Linked DNA regions of Homo sapiens: regions 1 and 3 are each linked to region 2. A link is an interaction called in ENCODE POLR2A ChIA-PET data of the cell type or tissue named here. Cell type or tissue: CD4-positive, alpha-beta T cell. All regions are shown on one strand. Each heading gives the region's core, and the rest is flanking DNA. Links, peaks and the distances in the headings are about the cores only.

What was found. ChIA-PET counts read pairs that join two places held together with the same protein. Peaks named below come from ENCODE experiments on the same cell type or tissue, not always from the same donor. Only the 100,000 strongest peaks of a DNase experiment are listed, where the experiment ranks them.
Region 1: POLR2A ChIA-PET joins it to region 2 with 10 read pairs; 5 of 35 experiments call an interaction of 5 or more read pairs at or near these places.
Region 3: POLR2A ChIA-PET joins it to region 2 with 10 read pairs; 4 of 35 experiments call an interaction of 5 or more read pairs at or near these places.

Annotation. Positions count from the first base shown.
Region 1 is chr22:23,693,344-23,700,475 of GRCh38, forward strand. RGL4 (ral guanine nucleotide dissociation stimulator like 4) reads left to right here. Exons shown (of 11, transcript NM_153615.2): 4 at 416-631; 5 at 1,004-1,107; 6 at 1,607-1,676; 7 at 3,271-3,345; 8 at 3,828-3,902; 9 at 4,495-4,518; 10 at 4,869-4,990; 11 at 5,501-5,825. The coding sequence ends at 5,540. It also overlaps the pseudogene GUSBP11. Among named protein-coding and RNA genes, the nearest start is that of RGL4, 5.9 kb to the left of the region's middle. RefSeq lists enhancers at 2,077-2,577, 3,312-3,391. In CD4-positive, alpha-beta T cell, for the core only: no CTCF peak of the experiment used is centred there; DNase peaks (open chromatin) are centred at 2,393 and 3,048; H3K4me3 peaks cover 1,937 bases; H3K27ac peaks cover 3,436 bases.
Region 2 is chr22:23,890,492-23,897,623 of GRCh38, forward strand. It overlaps MIF (macrophage migration inhibitory factor), which reads left to right and starts at 3,892. Exons shown (of 3, transcript NM_002415.2): 1 at 3,892-4,091; 2 at 4,281-4,453; 3 at 4,549-4,732. The coding sequence starts at 3,984. The coding sequence ends at 4,615. It overlaps MIF-AS1 (MIF antisense RNA 1), which reads right to left. Exons shown (of 3, transcript NR_038911.1): 2 at 5,338-5,619; 3 at 3,219-5,041. RefSeq lists enhancers at 3,567-4,374, 4,375-5,182. In CD4-positive, alpha-beta T cell, for the core only: CTCF peaks have their summits at 3,636 (motif pointing left), 3,840 and 5,000; DNase peaks (open chromatin) are centred at 3,790, 4,390 and 5,050; H3K4me3 peaks cover 2,596 bases; H3K27ac peaks cover 2,409 bases.
Region 3 is chr22:24,035,350-24,042,481 of GRCh38, forward strand. It overlaps CABIN1 (calcineurin binding protein 1), which reads left to right. Exons shown (of 37, transcript NM_012295.4): 2 at 95-171; 3 at 740-832; 4 at 2,999-3,112; 5 at 5,790-5,924. The coding sequence starts at 169. Among named protein-coding and RNA genes, the nearest start is that of CABIN1, 28 kb to the left of the region's middle. In CD4-positive, alpha-beta T cell, for the core only: no CTCF peak of the experiment used is centred there; a DNase peak (open chromatin) is centred at 3,042; H3K27ac peaks cover 874 bases.

The DNA.
Region 1 (7,132 bases), core at 850-5,849, 200 kb before region 2:
GGATTCTATGGTAGACACCCAAACAGAGCCCATAGTTGCAGCTGCCACAAGGAAAGTGCACCGGTACGGAGAGGAGTAGTAGAGGGCTGATTGGGATGGGAGGAAGACGAGGCCTCAGGATGGGCAGGCCTGAGCCACCTTCTAGTTCTTAGAGTGTGGATGGCCTGGGAGAAAATGTCACTCTCTCTTCCCACCCTTGTTGGGTTCTAGGCCATGATGCATTCAGGTCCCTCGGGGGCAGAAAACCAAACCCAGGGACTCCCACAAGTCTGGAGCCCATTTTAAAGCTTTCTGAGCTCCAGCTTGGTTCCTGCCAGAGACCGTGGATGACTGTGAGCTCAGTCCCTGCCTGGGACTGTGGGTGACTCTGAGCTGCAGTGTGCTGTGTCCGTGACACTCTCCTCCTCCCCCAAAGGAGCTGTTCAAGAAGGTGGTGCTCCACGAATGCTTGGGCTGCATCTGGGGCCAAGGACATCTGAAGGGGAATGAGCACATGGCACCCACAGTTCGTGCCACCATCGCACACTTCAACAGGCTCACCAACTGCATCACCACCTCCTGCCTCGGGGACCACAGCATGAGGGCCCGGGACAGGGCCAGGGTGGTGGAGCACTGGATCAAGGTGGCCAGGGTAAGCTATGGTTGGGCCTGGGGATTCCCTCTTTAAAAATGGGGAACTTCCTCTTCTCCTCCATCGGCTTTCAGGATCGGCATCTGTATCTCTGGCCTGGACCCTGCACATCCCCTAGGCTCTTCTTGCCAGAGCTTCACTCACCTTGACTCCCACGGCCCAGTGGTGGCTGCTCACTTCCGACCTGGGGTCTTCCTTGGGTTGAACTAAAATCCTCCTAGATGAGTGACATCCACTCGGCCCCAGGTCTGCCCTCCTGAGGCTCCCCAGGCCTCTGCTTCATCCAGGAGGGGAGATCTCAGCAGAGGGGGCTGAGGCTGTAGTGGGCCAAGCTCCAACTCTGAACCGCACAGCTCATTCTTCCCTCTCCAGGAGTGCCTAAGCCTCAACAACTTCTCCTCGGTGCACGTCATCGTCTCTGCTCTGTGCAGCAACCCAATAGGTCAGCTACACAAGACGTGGGCAGGAGTGTCCAGGTGAGGAGGGCTCTCTCCATGGCAGCATCAGGGTTGACCTAGGGACTCACAGGTCTCCCCCCATGTGCCCTCAATGACTCTGAAAGGTTCTTGGAGTCCAGGGACACTGGAGGCAGGGATGGGCCGGTGGCTGTGGTCACTAAGCTGCCCTGGACTCCTAGGCAAGGATTTCCAACTCAGGACTAAGGTTTTTTAACCATCAGGAACAGACTGGAGCCAACTGGAGGCTTTCAGGTGTTTGTACCCAGCAGTGGAACTCTGTGTCCAGCTGAAAGCTAACTGTAAACACGCAGTGGCTCATGTGAAGTGGAGATGGGGCCCAGGGGAGGAGCATGAGAGGTCCCACCCTGGTCCTCTGGAGCCCCTGTGATCAGAGGACTCCACTGAAAACTCTCACCCAGTAAGCTGGGATTCACTGGGTTTTCAAACAAAAGGGACTGGAACTCACAAATCTCCCCTGATTCCCAAATTTACCCTTCTTTCTTTCCTCTGCCCATAGCAAAAGCATGAAAGAGCTAAAAGAACTCTGCAAAAAAGACACTGCAGTGAAGAGGGACCTACTGATCAAGGTACAGTGGAGTCTGGGAGATGCAGGACAAGTGTTTAAGGGTCAGAGAAAAGAGTGAGTTTGGAAGGGCATTGGACCAGGTGTCGAGTGGTTATTTTGTTTGGTTTTGACTTACCTACTAAAAGTGGACTTGAAAAATTCCCTCCATGCCTACCTTGGGCCAACAGGAAGAGTGGTGTGTCGGTCCATGGGCACGTGGGGGCATGGGGGCAGGAGGCCCTGGAAATGGGATGTGGCAATGGCTGCTGGGCTGCTGGGCTGCTGAGCAGGGGTGATGAGCTGCAGCATTAGCAGGGCTCTGGCTCCCATGCTGGTCCATGCTGCTGGCATGGAGCTTCCTCCAGGCTGGAGGGTGATCATGGTAGGTGGGACTTCCTTCCTTCCTCAAACCGGCCAGCAATTCCTCAGGAAGCCAGGCCTCTGCTGCTGCTGCTGCTGCTGCTGCTGCTGCTGCTGCTGTCTGCAGCACACCTCCATGGGCAGGGGGCCTTGGCCTGCACTGGGGGAGAGGGGGAACAACAACAGAGGAAGCTCATGTGGCAGGGAGTCCAGTAACTGCCCAGCTTTGGGTACCAATGGGCATACTGGGGACAGACGTAGCTGTTTGCTGGGACTCCCCACTCTGCCCTTTGCAGACACCCAAAAACGGTCATGTCAGAGGATTCTCACCGGTTAGCAGCGACGCATGCTCATGACAAGTATCTGGGGGATTCATACATTGCTAGGGGATCCTCCCTGACCAGATCTCAGAATCGTCCATGCAAATGAGAAGGCAACATGTCACCCCACCCAGGACTCTGGAAAACCCTGCCATTGCAGTCAGAGATGGCGCATCAGGAGGCTACTTCCTCAGTGGAGAAAGAGAGAGTTCCGTGCACGGAACTCCCCTGGGGGATCATTGGCGAGGCGAAGCCTTTGGCATGGCTCAAACCCAGTTTGCGTGGCAGAGATTCCAGTGGGGCTGGGATAGGCAGGTGCCACTTAACCAGGTCTCCTAAAATGCCCTGTCCCTTTCCCATCACGACTGTATGTGGCTGGAGACCTAGACACTCAAAGACTCCAGAGAACACGACCCTGATGGGTGGTGGTGCTGGGATGTGAGCTGAAGGCAGCCGAGACGGAGCCTCCAGGAGCAGAAGGAGGCGTCCTCTCTTTGGGGGCCCTGGGGAGCCACTGCCCGCTCTGGGCCTCTGTTTCCTCATCTGGAAAATGAAGGGATGCTGAGCCTGTAGTGCAGGCCTCACAGGGTAGAAATGAAGTTCAAGAAAAGAAAGCAATTTGAGGGTGCTCGTGCCTGGTTCTTCCTCAGAGGGATGACGGTGAGAACAACGGCAACAGCTACAGGAAACTGAGCCCTCAGAGGCCCTGTGAGGTAGCTGTGGTTTGCATCACTCTTTACAGAAGAGGAAACAGTCTCAGGGAGGCCCGGCTGCAAGACTGGGTGACACACACAGGGAGTGTGGATCTGGGCCAGTGGTATGAGCACGGTGCCAGGTGGCTCCCGCCACTCCCTGGGGATCCAAGTGCGGGGTGGCTGGGGTGTAACTGGGGGAGAGGAGGAGAGCCTCACTGTCCCTGTCGCTGACACCTGGCAGGCGGGGAGCTTTAAGGTGGCCACCCAGGAGAGGAACCCCCAGAGAGTCCAGATGAGGCTGCGGAGGCAGAAGAAGGTGAGTGAGCCTGTGGCATGGACGGGCCGCAGGGGATCAGAGGACAGGGCTCCCTTCCCCGCCAGCTGGAGGCCTCCATATCAAGACAGCGGGGGCTTCCTCCCCAGCCCTGTCCTCCTGTGGCCACTGGGCCTGGAAAACCTTCATTTGAGAGACCAGAGGAAGGGTCTGGGAAAGCTGGACTCAGACTAGATGTGGGGAAGGGTAAAGCTGGGACCACAGGCCTTTGTGACTTGTTAAAATCCCACCATAGAGGTTAACAAGGAGTGCTTGCTAGACTTGGAGGTCAGCTGGGATACAGGAGGCAGAGAATTGGGAAAGGCAGCTGAGGGTCTTTGGCTGCTCCAACCGGGAGACCTGAGGAGGGGGCTCTGGGAGACAGGGGCTGATGGGATTTCATGGGACAGGACCTTGGGCAGGCACCTGAGGGCCAATACTCATCACCACTACCCCTCCCACCTCCCCACCCCTCCTTGGCACAGGGTGTGGTCCCCTTCCTGGGGGATTTTCTGACTGAGTTACAGAGGCTGGATTCGGCCATCCCGGACGACCTGGATGTGAGTGAGCCTGGGGCAGGGTGCTTGGGAACCAAGATCCTGAAGCTTGGGAGGAGAGGGTCCTGGACCGAGCCTTTAGATCTCAGCCCTTGGCAAACCTCCTCTCCTAAGAGCCTCACAGCTGCTCCTGTGGGTGGGGGTGTCAGGCCCATCTCATCACCTCTGAGTGATGGAGGCTCCATGGCAGCCACCAGGCCCTATTCCTGAGTGGTGAAGCTGCAGAGCTGCCTGACTGCAAAGCTGCTGAGGTGTGGGCTGAACTGGGCTCAGCTTCTCCCTAGGGTAGTCCCGTAATAGGAGGGTGAAATTGAGCCTCTCCAAGGGCAGGCAGTTCCAAGGTCACTGAGCGCTTTCTTTCTATGAGAGACCTCAGTTTCCCTGTCTGTCATCACAGAGGGTTGGGGCAGAAGGTCCCTGGGCCTCAGCTCCCATTCCCCCTGCTCTAGAGCCCGGAGCCTGAGGCAGGTCCAAGTCCTGTCGTGTGCACATCCCCTGACCCTGGTGGCCCTGGCAGTAGTGCAGCATGGGAAGGGGTGGGGTGGGGCTGGTTGTGGGCCAGGGGCCTTTCTGATGGACTCTGTCTGCCTTCCAGGGCAACACCAACAAGAGGAGCAAGGTGAGCAGCTGGGGCACTCACGTTGGATGAGGGTGGGGATGTGGACGTCACAGTCCACCCTGGGCAGGACACTCCCTGGCTCCATCCTCTACATCTTAGGCTTACTGGGAGTGTTTGACACACACAGGAGGAGGGGACCTATCCCAGGAGAAAATGGGAAAAGCACTGGAATCAAAGACCAATTCCTGCAGGAGGGGCTGTTTATATCCAACTCTGAGAACAGGCTGGGGGCGCTGCATGGGACCCCTTCAGAAAACTGCCCCAGGGACCAGCCCCTTCTCCCTGCCTGCCAAAGGCCCCCACAGCAACTTCCACCCAGGCCCTGTCAGCATCCTGTCCTCTGTCTCTAGGAGGTCCGAGTTCTGCAGGAAATGCAGCTGCTCCAAGTGGCTGCCATGAATTACAGGCTTCGGCCTCTTGAGAAATTTGTCACCTATTTCACAAGAATGGAGCAGCTCAGTGACAAAGAGAGGTGAGGGCCTAGCCCATGGGCTGAGGGTGGGAGAAGGCTCTCCATTTTTTTTTTTTAACATGGTCTGGCTCTGTCGCCCAGGCTGCACTGCAGTGTCACCATCTCTGTTCACTGCAACGTCTGCCTTCTGGGCTCAAGTCCTTCCTCAGCCTCCCAAGCAGCTGGGACTACCGCTGTACACCACCATGTCCGGTTGTTCTGCTGTTGTTGTTCTGGTACAGATGGGGTTTCACGATGATGTCCAGGATCGTCTCAAACTCCTGGCCTCAAGCAATCCACCCACCTCAGCCTCCCAAAGTACTGACGTTACAGGTGTGAGCCACCCCACCTGGCCTAGAGGAGGCTCTCCCGTGGCCAGCTGCAGAGAGCCTATGGCCATGCCTCCACGGCCAGCATCAAGCCCTGTTGCATGGGGACCACTGGGGACCCAGGATTCCAGCTGGGCAGGCACTGACAGGGGACCTGATGTGTGGCTCATGGTGGCCTCACAGCTGCTTCTCTGTCCTGCAGCTACAAGCTGTCCTGCCAGCTGGAGCCCGAAAACCCGTAGGCTGGCAACATCCTGCAGTGGCTGGGAACCCACCGGGATGCTGGCCAGAACACCGGCTCTGCACCATCCCTCACCCAGACCGTAGACACCAGGGAACCACATCTAGGAGGCTGGCAGCTCAGCTGCATCTTGCCCTGGATCCTCATCACCAACTGCTCCTGCTGGCCAGGATCAGGCCATGGGACTTTTGTGAGTCAGGCGGGAGACCATTTTATGTTTATTTTCTTTAGTGTATAAGTAAGGGTTTTTTCTTAACTTTCGTTAAAATAAAATTTTAAAAAACTATTCAAAATGTTCTGTAGTTGTTGGAATGAGAAAAGTAACTCCAGTGCGGTAACCATATACCAGTCTTTAGGATTCATAGCCTAGCATGTCAAATTGAGGCTATGGCTGAACAAGTTATGGAATAGCATTCACATTACACATGCCAAGCATTTAATGTTTTCCTTCTTTATTCAAATTATTGTTAACTCTGCTTAAGAAAACAAACAGAACAAAACAAAACCCCTTAAAAGCCATAGTATGTCACCCAATCTATGTCACCCATAGTATGTCACATTTGTTCTACTGACCAGCTATTCTCAAACTTAAATTCTAGTTAAATTCAAGTTCCACTGGGTTACTCAATTTTCTTAAGGTTTAAATATTTAACAAATCACTTAAATATTTACTGAAGGGCTGGAGATGGGAGGTATTTAAGCAAGTGGTAGGGCTGGCCTTCTCCAGAAGTCCTGGGCAGAAGGGAGCTGGCCATCAGTCTCCACGAAATACAGATAAACTTTTTCCACTGTGGATCTTCCCAGACCTTCTGACACCTCTCCCCTAAATGAACATCAAGGAAGGTGAGAACTGTTTGAACTCAGTATCTAAAAGATGTCCCACAGCTTAATTTGAACACAACCCCCATTGTGGGATATCAGACAAAAACATGCCAAAGAAATCAACATTTCAGGGTCTGAAACATGTAATACCCCCAAATCAACACAAAATAGACACCTAAATCCAATCCTGGAGCCGCAAAGCTCCTATAAGAAAAGCGGGAGTTTCTATTTCGGCAAAACTTGTATCTATGCACGCAGTTTGCAAAAAAGAAAGAAAAGAAAACCAAAAATTATCTATGGCAAGAAACCCTTTGACCATGCAATTGATTTGGCAATACTTTTTCTTATTTTTTATTCTTTTTGGATGGAAAACAAAAATGTGAATACAAACACATAGGACTAAACATCATTTTAGAGCTTCCGCATGGGGAAGAGAAACAATGAACCATTAAAGAAGGCATCCTACAGATTGAAAGAAAGTTCAGCAGAATCATCTGTGAAAGGGGTTGTTATCTAACATGTACAAGAAACTAACACTACTCTTAACTGGAAAAATGAACAAAACCTAATACCCAAGCTAAAACTGGGCAAAGAACCTGAACAGGCACATCTGAAGAGAAAACACGAAATTGACTGACAGGTCAAAGAGAAGTTGCTCAACTTCACTAATCCTCACACAAATGTCTAACTGCAAACCAGACTCAGATACCTCTCACTCTAATTAGAATGAAACTTACCAAAAACAACAAAAAACCCATATGTTCACAGGCA
Region 2 (7,132 bases), core at 1,186-6,185:
GTGCTTCCTGATCTCCTTGATCTCCATTTTATTGAGGAGGCCTTTAGGCCACCCGAGGGGTCCAGAGTGACCCTGTGGATTAGCAGTGGAGCTCAGCTTGAGCCAGCGCTCTTCAGGGGTCGTGTTCTGCCCCCATTCTCTGGTTCATTCTGCAGGTAGCAGGGAATCATTGAAGATTAGAGAGAATCAAACACCTGGAGAGAGATGACTCTGCCCGGGGAGCCCAGGCTCCTGTCTGGGTGCACACTCCAGGGCTAGATGGTGACTTCTCAGCTACTCTAGCTTCATAGGCTCATAGTGCATGTGAGCACTCATGTGGACACACGTGCACGCGCACACACATGGACACACACACACACACACACACCGCTGTCTTTGGAATCAGACCATGAAAATGCTTCCTCAGAGGCCTAGGGGTGAGGAAGCTGAGGTGAGTTGTGCCTCCAGCTGGATGTGCTGGGATGGGGTGGGAGATGAGGTGGCCACACCTGGGTGGCAGGAACTCTGGGGCAGTGAACCTTCTAACGAACAGATCTGGGATGCTGCCATGAGGAGGAAGAGGGAGTCAGCAGCCATGCCTGCCAATGCCTCCTAGCGCATTTGTCCATGGTTAGCGGATAATTATTGTGTCCCTATGGGTCCCAAGGTGTATTATTTTTTTTTTGCTCTTATAATAAATCAACACAAATTTTTAGCAGCTTCAAACAACACGCATTTATTATCTCACAGTTTCTGTGGGTCAGTAGTCCGGCGTGACATGACTAGGTCTTCTGTGTAAGGACTCGCATGGCCAAAGTCAAGGTATCTGAAGGGACAAGGGAAAAATCCACTTCCAAGTTCAATCTGGTTGTGAGCAGAATTCAGTTCCTTGTGGTTGTACCATGAGGTCTCTGGTCCCCTTCATCTTCAAAGCCGGTAATGGACATCGAGTGTTTCTCTTGCTTGGAATCTGGCACTCTAGCTGGAGAAAATTATCTGCTTTTAAGAGTTCATGTGATTAGATTGGGTGTACCCAGATGCTCCATGCTAATCTCCCTATTATGCACAGATGCATAATCCTAATTGCATCTGTGAAGTGCTTTTTGCCAGGTAACATGGCATACTTGTAGGTTCCAGGGATTAGTGCTTGTCCTCCCCCTGCTATTCTTTAGTGGGCAGGGGGTCATCTGCCTACCACGGAGGTAAGGGGTCAGGAGGTATGCATACAGCAATGCCCAAAAAGAGACTGTCCCCACTGGGATGGAGTTTACCGCCTAGACATGCAGTCTTAACTCAGAAATATGGAGATAGCCTCGAAGGACAGGACAGGTACTGGGCACGTGTGGGAATGGACCAAGCCAGGTGCTCCGGGGGCTTTCCCAAGGAACTAAGGCTGAGCCAAGAACTGAAGGATGAGTTGGAGTCAGATGAGGGAAAATGTGGGCAAACTGGATTTCAGAACCAACCCCCAACCCTGGAGCCAGGAGCCATGGTACTGAAGGACAGTGCGCCATAACTCAGAGAACCAGGGAGGGTTGGCGGAGGCTCACAGGGACCGGGTTACCCCAGGGCCTTGTGACAGTACTACCCCTAGTATCAGAGGAGACTGTCATTGGCATTTAGGCCACTTGGTGCTCATAACACCTCTATGTCAGGTGAACACTATTGTCATCCCCAAATTACAGATGGGGAAAGTGAGCCAAATGTCCATGCTAGTAAGAGGCAAATCATATCACTTCTTTGGGTACCCTTCTAGAAGGATGAGGCTGACTGCCACTGGAAACAGCTGGGGAGGGTACAAGGAGATGACAAGTGGCTCAGAGGCTGTCCTGGCTATAAGAATTAAAGAGGAAAGAAACACCAAGGGTGGCTCGACAGTCAACAAGGACAGGTTTATTTTGGAAAACAAACTTGAGAGGGGCTTCTGGCCAAGTTAGGTCAGAGCCACACTCTCTTACAAACTAAGGATATTTAAGGGTTTTGGAGGGGGTTCTTATCATAGGTTCTGAATGTTTCTGTGTGAGGGAAAGTTTATTGCGGGGATGGAATGTCTCTGGTCAGAAGGGAGGCTGTCTCCGGGTTGGCATGTTTCTGGTCAGAGAAGGGTTTATCTTAGGGTTGGAATGTTTCTGGTTATGCTGACATTAGCTATTAGGCTGATATTTTCGGGCTGGATTTAGGCGGCTTTTAATTAAGGGGGAACTTAGAATGGTGGTGTTTGTTCAAGATGGCAATGCTCCTGCTCCGTCACTGGCCAGGTAAGGCAACCCTTTGTTATGGTAACAACCTGAGATTGGCAGGGGCTCACCTCCAGGGGCAGCTCATGTGCTTGCTGGCGAGGCTGCACCTTGTCATTCAGGTTCACAGGGCACAGGTCAACCAGGCCCTGGCTCTTCAGTCTTCTGCCTGGAGTGACTTATGTAATTCTGCTCAGCTTTCATAGGGCACAGGGAGTCGGGGCTAACTCTGCTGCCTGGGGCTGGAAACAGACTCCTCCCTTGAGGAGCAGCAGTCCACCATAGGGAAGTCACAGTGGTCCAGGCCAAAGGGGATGCAGGTAGTGTAGACTAGGCGGTAGTTCAGGGAATGGAGAGAAGTGGGAATAAAGGGATAGTGAAAGGAAGCATATTTTACTGGCAGGTGATGAGGTGTAGGAGGACAAGTCATACATTTGGACTTTACAGAGCAGTGGACACTCAGTCAGCTGCTGTCAGCGCCTGGGACTTAGGGGAGTGCCCCTGGCTGGAGACATGGTATGGAGTGCCATCAGTTAGGGAGCCCTGGGCACAGGTAAGAGAAGGTGTGACACCAGGAGGGAAAGAGTCTGGGGCCCAGCTGCAGGAACCAATACCCATAGGCTATTTGTATAAATGGGCCATGGGGCCTCCCAGCTGGAGGCTGGCTGGTGCCACGAGGGTCCCACAGGCATGGGTGTCCTTCCTATATCACATGGCCTTCACTGAGACTGGTATATGGATTGCACCTATCAGAGACCAAGGACAGGACCTCCCTGGAAATCTCTGAGGACCTGGCCTGTGATCCAGTTGCTGCCTTGTCCTCTTCCTGCTATGTCATGGCTTATCTTCTTTCACCCATTCATTCATTCATTCATTCAGCAGTATTAGTCAATGTCTCTTGTATGCCTGGCACCTGCTAGATGGTCCCCGAGTTTACCATTAGTGGAAAAGACATTTAAGAAATTCACCAAGGGCTCTATGAGAGGCCATACACGGTGGACCTGACTAGGGTGTGGCTTCCCTGAGGAGCTGAAGTTGCCCAGAGGCCCAGAGAAGGGGAGCTGAGCACGTTTGAACCACTGAACCTGCTCTGGACCTCGCCTCCTTCCCTTCGGTGCCTCCCAGCATCCTATCCTCTTTAAAGAGCAGGGGTTCAGGGAAGTTCCCTGGATGGTGATTCGCAGGGGCAGCTCCCCTCTCACCTGCCGCGATGACTACCCCGCCCCATCTCAAACACACAAGCTCACGCATGCGGGACTGGAGCCCTTGAGGACATGTGGCCCAAAGACAGGAGGTACAGGGGCTCAGTGCGTGCAGTGGAATGAACTGGGCTTCATCTCTGGAAGGGTAAGGGGCCATCTTCCGGGTTCACCGCCGCATCCCCACCCCCGGCACAGCGCCTCCTGGCGACTAACATCGGTGACTTAGTGAAAGGACTAAGAAAGACCCGAGGCGAGGCCGGAACAGGCCGATTTCTAGCCGCCAAGTGGAGAACAGGTTGGAGCGGTGCGCCGGGCTTAGCGGCGGTTGCTGGAGGAACGGGCGGAGTCGCCCAGGGTCCTGCCCTGCGGGGGTCGAGCCGAGGCAGGCGGTGACTTCCCCACTCGGGGCGGAGCCGCAGCCTCGCGGGGGCGGGGCCTGGCGCCGGCGGTGGCGTCACAAAAGGCGGGACCACAGTGGTGTCCGAGAAGTCAGGCACGTAGCTCAGCGGCGGCCGCGGCGCGTGCGTCTGTGCCTCTGCGCGGGTCTCCTGGTCCTTCTGCCATCATGCCGATGTTCATCGTAAACACCAACGTGCCCCGCGCCTCCGTGCCGGACGGGTTCCTCTCCGAGCTCACCCAGCAGCTGGCGCAGGCCACCGGCAAGCCCCCCCAGGTTTGCCGGGAGGGGACAGGAAGAGGGGGGTGCCCACCGGACGAGGGGTTCCGCGCTGGGAGCTGGGGAGGCGACTCCTGAACGGAGCTGGGGGGCGGGGCGGGGGGAGGACGGTGGCTCGGGCCCGAAGTGGACGTTCGGGGCCCGACGAGGTCGCTGGGGCGGGCTGACCGCGCCCTTTCCTCGCAGTACATCGCGGTGCACGTGGTCCCGGACCAGCTCATGGCCTTCGGCGGCTCCAGCGAGCCGTGCGCGCTCTGCAGCCTGCACAGCATCGGCAAGATCGGCGGCGCGCAGAACCGCTCCTACAGCAAGCTGCTGTGCGGCCTGCTGGCCGAGCGCCTGCGCATCAGCCCGGACAGGTACGCGGAGTCGCGGAGGGGCGGGGGAGGGGCGGCGGCGCGCGGCCAGGCCCGGGACTGAGCCACCCGCTGAGTCCGGCCTCCTCCCCCCGCAGGGTCTACATCAACTATTACGACATGAACGCGGCCAATGTGGGCTGGAACAACTCCACCTTCGCCTAAGAGCCGCAGGGACCCACGCTGTCTGCGCTGGCTCCACCCGGGAACCCGCCGCACGCTGTGTTCTAGGCCCGCCCACCCCAACCTTCTGGTGGGGAGAAATAAACGGTTTAGAGACTAGGAGTGCCTCGGGGTTCCTTGGCTTGCGGGAGGAATTGGTGCAGAGCCGGGATATTGGGGAGCGAGGTCGGGAACGGTGTTGGGGGCGGGGGTCAGGGCCGGGTTGCTCTCCTCCGAACCTGCTGTTCGGGAGCCCTTTTGTCCAGCCTGTCCCTCCTACGCTCCTAACAGAGGAGCCCCAGTGTCTTTCCATTCTATGGCGTACGAAGGGATGAGGAGAAGTTGGCACTCTGCCCTGGGCTGCAGACTCGGGATCTAAGGCGCTCTGCCCGCCGGAATCCGTTGTACCTAGGGCCACCACGTGGGGTGCTGGAGGTGAGCCGACCACGGAAGAGGGGGAGGAGGAGTTGGAGTTGGGAGGAGTCCGAGGTCTTCTAGGCCTAGACCTTTCTCTCAGCCCCACCTTCCCCAGCCTTCTTGTTGGGCAGAGGGTAGCCAGAGGACAGAAAGATCCCACCCAGAGCCACTCACTGCCATCCACTTTGTTAGGTGACTTCAGGAGAGTTTTCAGGCGGGTGGGTGGGGGAGGTGCAGAGTTCTTGGTCATACCGCCCCGTCCACCCCCGAACCCCACGCCTTGGGTTCTGCTCCCCTCAGACACCCACCAAGCCTCCGCCACAGCAGTTCCCTGAGGAAATTGGGCGTGGGGTTTCCATTGGGACCGTTCGTGTTCTGTGGTGCCACAGACATGTCTGTAAAACCTTCAGTTATGTTTGGGCGCAGTGGCACAAGCCTGTGATCCCGGCACTTTGGGAGGTGGAGGTGAGTGGAGTGTGACTCCTCTGCTTCTCTCAGTCTCCAGCCACATCTCGTCTCCAGTCCCCTGTTCACTCGGTCATCCCGCGCAGTACTGGACAGCGAGCTCTCCTTCCAGAAGAGCAATGGGGCTGGGTGGGGTGAAGATTAGGAAGAGGAAGGAGAATAGAAGCTCCAGGGAGTCTGGAAGGGTGGCACCCATCTTGGGATGGGGCACCCCTTCCATGAAGGTCTCTAAAGCAAGGCCCTCCTCAGCTTACTCCCTGCCAGCCGAGGGCCTCAGTCTCATTGTTAACTCAGTGAGAGGGCGGTGGAGCCCCTCGTCTACCTCCCAGCTGGGGGAGACATGGGGGGCATGGGATGGCTCCAGCTGTAGCGGGAAGGTCCCACTCCTCTCAGCCTGGCTTTCAGGCTTGAGGTTTCCTTCTTGGATCTGAGTACCTGTGGTGTAACAGGCACCCTCCTCGGCCCTGGCCTTTATCACATCCCCTCAGCTCCTGGGTGCCCCCAGCCCCAGCCTCCCAAGGCCTGAGGCTGAGCTTTGCCCAGGACCCCCAGTTCCCCCCACAACAAACTCTTTCTGCCTCGGGCCCCACACCCCACCAAGCCCTGGCTGGCCCCCTGGCTCCCACCCCGCCTCAGCGGTCTTTGCTCTCGGCTGTGTCACAGATAGGGAGAGCAGGGGCGCAGTGCCCCATGAGCATCTAATGCAACTCCCTCATTTCACAGATGAGGACACTGACCCCAGGATCCAGGGCATGGTCATACACTCAATGCCATGCCCCCTGCAAGGGCCCTGTGGCCTCACATGAGCAAGTTAGACTCTGAGGGCCGAGGAGATGGGCAGGGCAGGCTGGGCACCTGCTGTGTGAGGGCAGGAGGGTTGGTGAGAGCTGTCCTCCAAAAGCAGGTGAGTGTCTGAGGTTCTGTGGCCCCCTGGGGGCATCCACAAGGTCATGGGTCCTTGGACTCCAGGAACAAAGGGGGTGTCTGTGGGTCAGGGACCTATCCGCTTGCCCTGCCCAAAGTGTTCCTAAGTCCCCTGGGACTAATAACCGGCCTGCCTGCTGGGGAGGTCAGCTGCTACATCCCACCTTCAAGCCACACCTGCCCCCATTGACCCCCATCCCATGGCCAGCTCCATTTCCTCCAAAGCACAGGCTCCACTGCCCACCAGGTGGTGGGTCTCTTCCTCAAACCCCTGTTTGACTGCCCCAGGACCTGCAGGGTCAGCCTTGGAAATGCATTTCCAAGTAACGCCACAAACTCTGAGGTACAGGACAGACAGGTGTGGGGTCCATCTGCCTGTTCTCCATCACTCTGGTGGTACTATGTCATCTGCTGAGAAAGACCCCCGGCCTACAGGGTGACCCTCACTCTCCTCAGGGCCACTGTTTGCAACAGACAGACAGCCTGGCAGGCCTTGAACCTCATTTTGTAGGTTCAAGGCCTGTCCCCCATCTGTCCACTATAAGCCTCACACACACCATTCTTCTGGGATACCTTCCCTGAGGCCACCTGGTCAACACCCACAGGCCCCTTTGCTTCAGCCCAGGTCCTGTTAGCTGAGGTTTCCATTTCTGGACATAGCTCCACCCAGTTCTGTGATCCGTTGGGCTGGTGGCACCAGGGGCCCCTCGGTAC
Region 3 (7,132 bases), core at 1,034-6,033, 140 kb after region 2:
GCTCAGGGAAGGACTGGTTCCTGGTGGACCTTGGCACTGTGACCTTCCTGGCTCTTCATAGGCCTTGTCTCAGTTTGTCCTATTTCCTTTCTAGGAGAGTTGTGGACTGGGGCAACCTTTGCCAGTGATGAGAAGTGATGCTCGTGGCAGTGCTGAATCTCTCTGAATATGGTAAGGACTGATGCCTGCCTATTTTGCGGACCTCAGTGTTCTTTTGTTACGTTACTCCTGGGGGCGAGGGGCATTTTCCTGTTAGATTCTGAAGGCTCTTATTATGGAGTAGCCTTCCTCCCAGGAAGGCTGTTGGCACCTTTGAGGGTGTGAGATTGCTTGCCTGGTGGTTGAAGCGGCTTGCAGGACCTTGTCACAGTTGCTGGAAAGACATAAAGTTAACATGTTTTGTTGAAATCTGTTGTTCCATTACCTGGGTCTTCTACTGTGTTGAGCTGTTGCTGGGGTGTCCCCAGTGTCTGTTGCTTTTGCAGTGGACAGTACCCAGGACATACTTTCTGCACAGATTGGCATAACCCTCCCCCCTCGGCCCCCCACCCCCCGCCCTTCTTTTTTTTTTTCTTTAGAGGATGATTTTTTTGTTCATTCCCCACATCTGAGAAGGTCATAGCTTTTCAAGGTAGAATAGATCATATGCTGGAGCAGAATTGTATTCATCTGTGGGTATTTGAAGAGATGAGTGACATCTCAAAGCAACTTGTCTCTTCCACCAAACCCCTGTTTCTAGATTCGAATTGCAGCCTTAAATGCCAGCTCCACCATTGAGGATGATCATGAAGGAAGCTTTAAAAGTCACAAAACCCAGACAAAGGAGGCTCAGGTACGTAATGCGAGGTCTTCTCTGTAGGTGGACCTTCTCATTTCTATAGAGGGAACCTCATTTTAAATACATTTAGGCATCTCCTCAGTGGGGCTTTAGGGGGAAATTCCATTTTGAAAGATGGCTAGCTCTCCATCTCCTGTTAAACCTGTTTTACTTAGCAGACGATCATATAGAGGAGAAATTATATTTATTCTATCAGTGTATGTGAAGGCCAGCTCAGCCCCCAGGCCTACTTCCATGCACCCCATTCTTTGTGCAGCCCTCAGGAGTTGGGATACCCAGGGAATGGTAGAATATTAATGGTAGATGGTGTTTCGAGGTTCCCTAGTGTATTGCCCTCACTTTACAGTGTGATGAGACTCTTGAGGGGAGCAGCCTAGACTGGGATCACCCTCCAGGTCAGTGAGGGAGCCAGGTCCAACCTCAACTCCCTAGATTGTTGGTCACTCCTCTTTCCCATGAGGCCTGGCATCTCTTCCATTTCAGCCTTCTTCTTTCCATCCATTCATCTCCATACCCTTCTCCTATCCTAGTGTAATAAGAGTTTGCTCCTGCCTTTGTTTTCCCTGAAATAAACATATGCCTTCCCTTCCACCCCGCTGCATTTTATGGTAGAAATCAGGACAGTTCCAGAGCTGTCTCAGAAGTCTACTAGTCACCTGTCCCTAGTCTGCAAGGCATGTCAGTGAGGCTCAACCTACCCAGTGCCCCCTCCCTCCCACAGGAGATTGTCATCCTCCCCAGGCAATGATCAGGCTATGGCAGAGTGGTGAGTAGAAAAACATGGAAACCAGGCCGGGTGCGGTGGCTCATGCCTGTAATCCCAGCACTTTGGGAGGCTGAGGTGAGTGGATCACTTGAGGTCAGGAGTTCGAGACCAGCCTGGCCAACATGGTGAAACCCCGTCTCTACTCAAAGTATAAAAATTAGCTGGGCGTGGTGGTGCATGTCTGTAGTCCCAGCTACTAGGGAGGCTAAGGCAGGACAATAGCTTGAGCCTGGAAGGCAGAGGTTGCAGCGAGCTGAGATCATGCCACTGCACTCCAGCCTGGGCGACAGAGTGAGACCCCGTCTCAAAAAAAAAAAAAAAAAAAGAAAAGAAAACAATGGAAACCAGCTTTTGTTTGTTTATTTAAGAGATAGGGTCTCACTCTGTTACCCAGGCTGGAGTGTAGTGGCATGGTCACAGCTCATTGTAACCTCTAACTCCTGGGCTCAAGCAGTCTTCCTGTCTCAGCCTCCTGAGTAGTTTAGGACTACAGACACCAGGCCACCATGCTCAGCTGATTTTTAAATTTTTTTGTAGAGACAGGGGTCTCTCTATGTGGCCCAGGTTGGCCATGAACTCCTCGGTTCACACCTTGGTTTCCTAAAGTGCTGGGATTACAGATGTGAGCCACTGTGCCTGGCCTGCAATGGAAACCATTCACACTGAACATTTTACTCACAACCCTTCTGATATCATATGTTTGGGGTATTTTCCCCCCATACCAATTCTCCAACTCTCCATATACCAACTGGGTGTCCTACAATTCAATTCTGACACTAGCTACACAGAGTTAGTGTCAGACTCCACAGCACTAACAGCTCATCCCACAAAACTGCCCTCACTTCAGATGCCAGTTGCAAGCGTTGAGTGCCAGGATACCTACACTTCTGTCCAGCCGGTCTGTAAAATCAGGGATTCTCACCCCCTACCCCTTTTAGATTTGATAATTTGCTAGAATGACTCACAGGACTTAGAAAAACACTTTACATTTACCAATTTATTATGAAGGATACAACTCAGGAACAGCCAAGTGGAGGAGATATTTATGGCAAGGTATGGGGTGGATTCACAGAGCTTCCGTGCCCTCTCCAGGTGCGGCACCCTCCCAGCACCTTGATGTTGTTCACCAACTTAGCAGCTTTCTGAACCCTGCCCTTTAGGGTTTTTAAACAGAGATTCCATCACATAGGCATGATTGATTAAATCATTGGTGATCAGCTCAATCTCCAGCCTCTCTTCCCTTCCTGGAAGTTGGGAGGTGGGGGAGCTGAAAGTTCCAGCTATCTAATCACATGGTTGGTTCCTCTGACTGTAGCCCCGCCTTACACACATTTTTGGCTTAAAAAAGACAGATCTTTATGCTGTATGAAAACATCTCTTGTCTTGATTTGCAGGAAGCAGAGGCTTTTGCATTGTACCACAAGGCCCTTGATCTGCAGAAACATGACCGGTTTGAGGAGTCTGCCAAAGCCTACCATGAGCTCTTGGAGGCGAGCCTGCTGCGGGAGGTGAGGCATCAGCAGGCCAGGCAGTGTGCCGTGGTGGTTAGTGCATGGGCTGTGGGGCTGGGTACTCTGGGCCTTACCTCTGCTCTCCCATTTCTTGGCTGGGGAACCTTGAAAACATTATTTCACCTCTCTGCCCCTATTTCCCCACCTCTAGGTATCTGCCTCATTGAGTTTTTATGAGGGTTGAGTAAATCCAGTGAAGCATGTAAAATGATTCCTGGTGTAAGTGCTTGTTAAAGGCCAGCTATCGTTATTACTTAATCTTCACAACCACTCTGCCCAGTAGCTGGGTTTTACAAATGTGGAAACTGAGGCTTAGTGAGGTCTTGATGGCTCAAAGCCATCCAAGTAAGTGAAGCATTCGAACCAGGTTTGGAGTCCATGGTTTGCTGATACCTAATGATCCTACTGGCAGCACATTTTAGCAAATGCCATTTGAGTAAAAGACCATGAGCTTGGGAAGTCTGTATAGACATGCCATGCAATTTTGAATATAGTCAGAAGGACTGGGGACACTGGTTACAGTAGAGAGGGGCAGGCAGAGCAAGACCTGGTCCCAGCATGGGGACTGTGGTAGTGGTGAGTGAGTTAATCCTCGAGTTGACTGGAGATGTCGACTGGAGGTTTGGGAATTGGTCCCAACCTGAAATTGATTTAGGAAGGTGTATATTTCATTAGGAGGAAAGGCGTTTGTTTTCAAGTTTTCATGTTTGTTTTCGCCCAAACATGCAGATGATGTGCATTAAGGAAGCAGATAAGCTCCATGGGTATTTACTGGACTGCACAGTCCTTGAGTTGAGCAGAGTCTCCTGTAGTGCTAGGCATGCAGACACTTATGACTCAAGCAAAAACCTTGATGGTTTTTGCTGCCGATGAGATAGAATACTGAGTTTTAATTGTGAGAAGAAAGCATCTGTTCCTTCTCTCACCCACGGTTTTTCTTTGTATTCCTAATTATATAGCTTGTCAAGATTCTTTGGTTACTGGTTACAGTGCTTTGGAATTAGTGGTATGGGACTTGTGACCTCCTCCTCTCCTGTTAGTAGGAAGTGGGTGAGGACCCAGAGAGGGAAAATTAGTTTATTCCATGTTTACTGAGCTTTGGTTATGGACCAGTTGGTGGGCATGTTGGTCTTCCCTCTCAGGACGTGGTGGAATGCCAGGTGGGCCCAGCATCCAACAGTTGCTAGGCAGAAACCTTTTACCTAAGGGCACGGTCATGTGTCAGCCTTTTAGTTGTAGGTGTGTGCATCTTTCTGTGCACAGTGTATCACTTTCAGCCTTAAAAGGTTGTTTCAGCCTTAAAAGGGACAACATGCTCATTGTAAACAATGGAGAAGTACAGAAAATACATAGAACAGTTTCTTTTTACACTCATATTGCATTGGCATACTTAATGTTAATTACATAATTACAGTTTTGCAGAAGATTGGCATAGATAGGCCCTGGACCCCAGCTGACTCCTAAGAAGCATTCACCCTGACTGGTGGGTGTCCTAGAGGGACTTGCTCGGGCAAGCCTTTCAGGGTGGATGGAGAGTGGTGCTGAATGTAGGTAGTCTGTTAGGTGGAGGTTAGTTAAAAGCATCCACTGTTATGTGCATGTCCATGTGTATTGCTGATTGTTTAGTTCGAAGTAGACTCACTTAGTCTCTGTAAATTTGTTCCCACTATTCTTTGAAGAGTTCTGTACCTGGAGGGACAGAGGTAGCTGGGATCCAGCCCTGGTCAGCTGGTTCTTGGGGGCCTTTTTGTATGATAAGTCAGATGACGGTAGAAGATAACTGAATGGGGCTTCATTTGAGCTTCTCAGTCTTAAAGAAGTTCCTTAAGACCTCCAAGGTAGGTAGATTCTTGGATTAGTCAAGGGATGCTTCCTGAGGGTGGCATGTCTTCAGATCTTACCTGTTCAGAACATGAAGAGCAATGTGTGGAAGCCACCTGCCCCAGGAAAGAGCTTCTTGGTGCCCGTGAGTTTTTCTGTTAGAAAATGTTTTAGTCTTTGTCCTGTGGTTGGAGCAATAGTTTTCTAATCAGCAGTTTCTTAGAATATAAGGTCATTAAAGCTGTAATGAAATAACTTTTCATATTAAGCATATTTGCAATTCTGATGGTCTTTCAGCTCACTTTAACTTTTGCTATTTAGGGTAGGAATTATTTTTCTTAATTACAGAGGTCAGACACTAACGTTTTAGTTAAATTAGCAATTGTCTATGCTCATGTGATGAGTTATAGAGTTGGGAGCTCAGTCTCTTGATTCCTAATCCTGGAGTGCCTGCAGTGAAGCTCTAGGCCTTCTGCCCCCAGGCAGCCTGCTGATACTTTGTCTTTTATCTTATACCTGGAGCTGCTGACTGGGTCTACCTATGCTGTAAATGTTATTCGCTAGGCTTGAACCCTCAGGCATGGCAGTAGTGGTGGGGCAGTTTCTCTCTGTTGGATGCCCAGACTCTCTGCAAACTATTAATACCTCAGGGTGGTCTGTTCTTCTCTGTGCGCTTGGAGTAGGAGTGGTCTTATAAGAACACATGGTGCAGTGCCTTCATTTTCCAGTGGTGGACAACACTAGACTGGCTCAAGGGCCTGCAGCAGAGGCCAGCCTGGAAGCCAAGTATCCTGCTGGCTGCTTGCTGAGGCTTCAAGGTCTAGTTGTCACTTCTGTTCTGTTTTGTTCACAGGCAGTTTCATCCGGTGATGAGAAAGAGGGGTTGAAACACCCTGGGCTGATACTGAAATATTCCACTTATAAGAACTTGGCCCAGCTGGCAGCCCAGCGGGAGGATCTGGAGACAGCCATGGAGTTCTACTTAGAGGTGTGGTTTTGGCAGTGCTTAGCTACCTTGGTGTTTTGAAAGCTCTTGGTGGAGGGGATGAGGTTGCGGTCTTGTGGGCCAAAAAGAAGAGTTTGTAGTGGTGGATCACCAAGCTATAGTACCCAAGGCTCTAGGGTAGGTCCATAGGTGATAACAATTAGTACTGACCAGGCCTGGAGAGCAGGGGCTGGGGCAGAGCACATGCTTGGATGCAGAGGCCTGCATGTGAATTCTTCCTTTGCTGCTCAGTGCACGTGTGGCTGTGAGTGAGTTATTCAGTCTCTTGGTATCTCTAGGTCTACACCAATATAGTGGTAATAATAAAGAAGAGCATAGTTGTGAAAGTTAAATGAGTTGGTATGCATAATAGTATCAAAAACAAAGTCTGAAACTGAGCATTCAATATATTAATACTTACAGTCATAATAGTATTGCTGTTATTTCATGTTACTATCAGTCTGTCTCTGGGCACCTCTAAAGCACCAGACACTGCGCTGTTTGCTTCCTACGCATACACTAATCCTCATGCCATCTTGCAAGGAAGGAGTCTTTATCCTCACTTTAGTGATGAGGAAATGGAGGCTCAGGATCATTCTGCTAATCAGTGTTGCAGCAGGGATGTGAACCAAGGTTTGTCTTCAAAGTACATGAGTTTTCTTGAATCCCATAAGACTCTCATTTTTTCAAATTGTTTTAAAGACAGGGTCTCAGTCTGTTGCCCATGCTGGAGTGCAGTGGCACAATCAGGGCTCACTGCAGCCTCGACTTCCCAGGCTCAAACGATCCTCCGACCTCATGCCCCCAAGTAGCTGGGACTATAGGCATGCACCACCACCACACCCAGCTAACTTTTTGTATTTTTAGTAGAGATGGAGTTTCGCCATGTTACCCAGGCTGCTCTCGAACTCTTGGACTCAAGCATTCTGCCCACCTCAGCCTCCCAAAGTGGGATTACAGGTGTGAACCACCAGGCCTGGGCATATTTTCTTTTCTTTCTTCTCCTTTTACTTATTAAATATGTAAGGAATACAGATATTCAGATTGACAAAATATATCAAGACAATGGGGAAACTGAGGCAGGAGGATCACTTGAGGCTAGGAGTTTGAGACAAGCCTGGATAACATACTAAGACCGTGTCTCTACAAAAAAATTGAAAATTAGCTAGGTGTGGTGATGTGCCTCTGTAGCCTCAGCTACTCATGGAGCT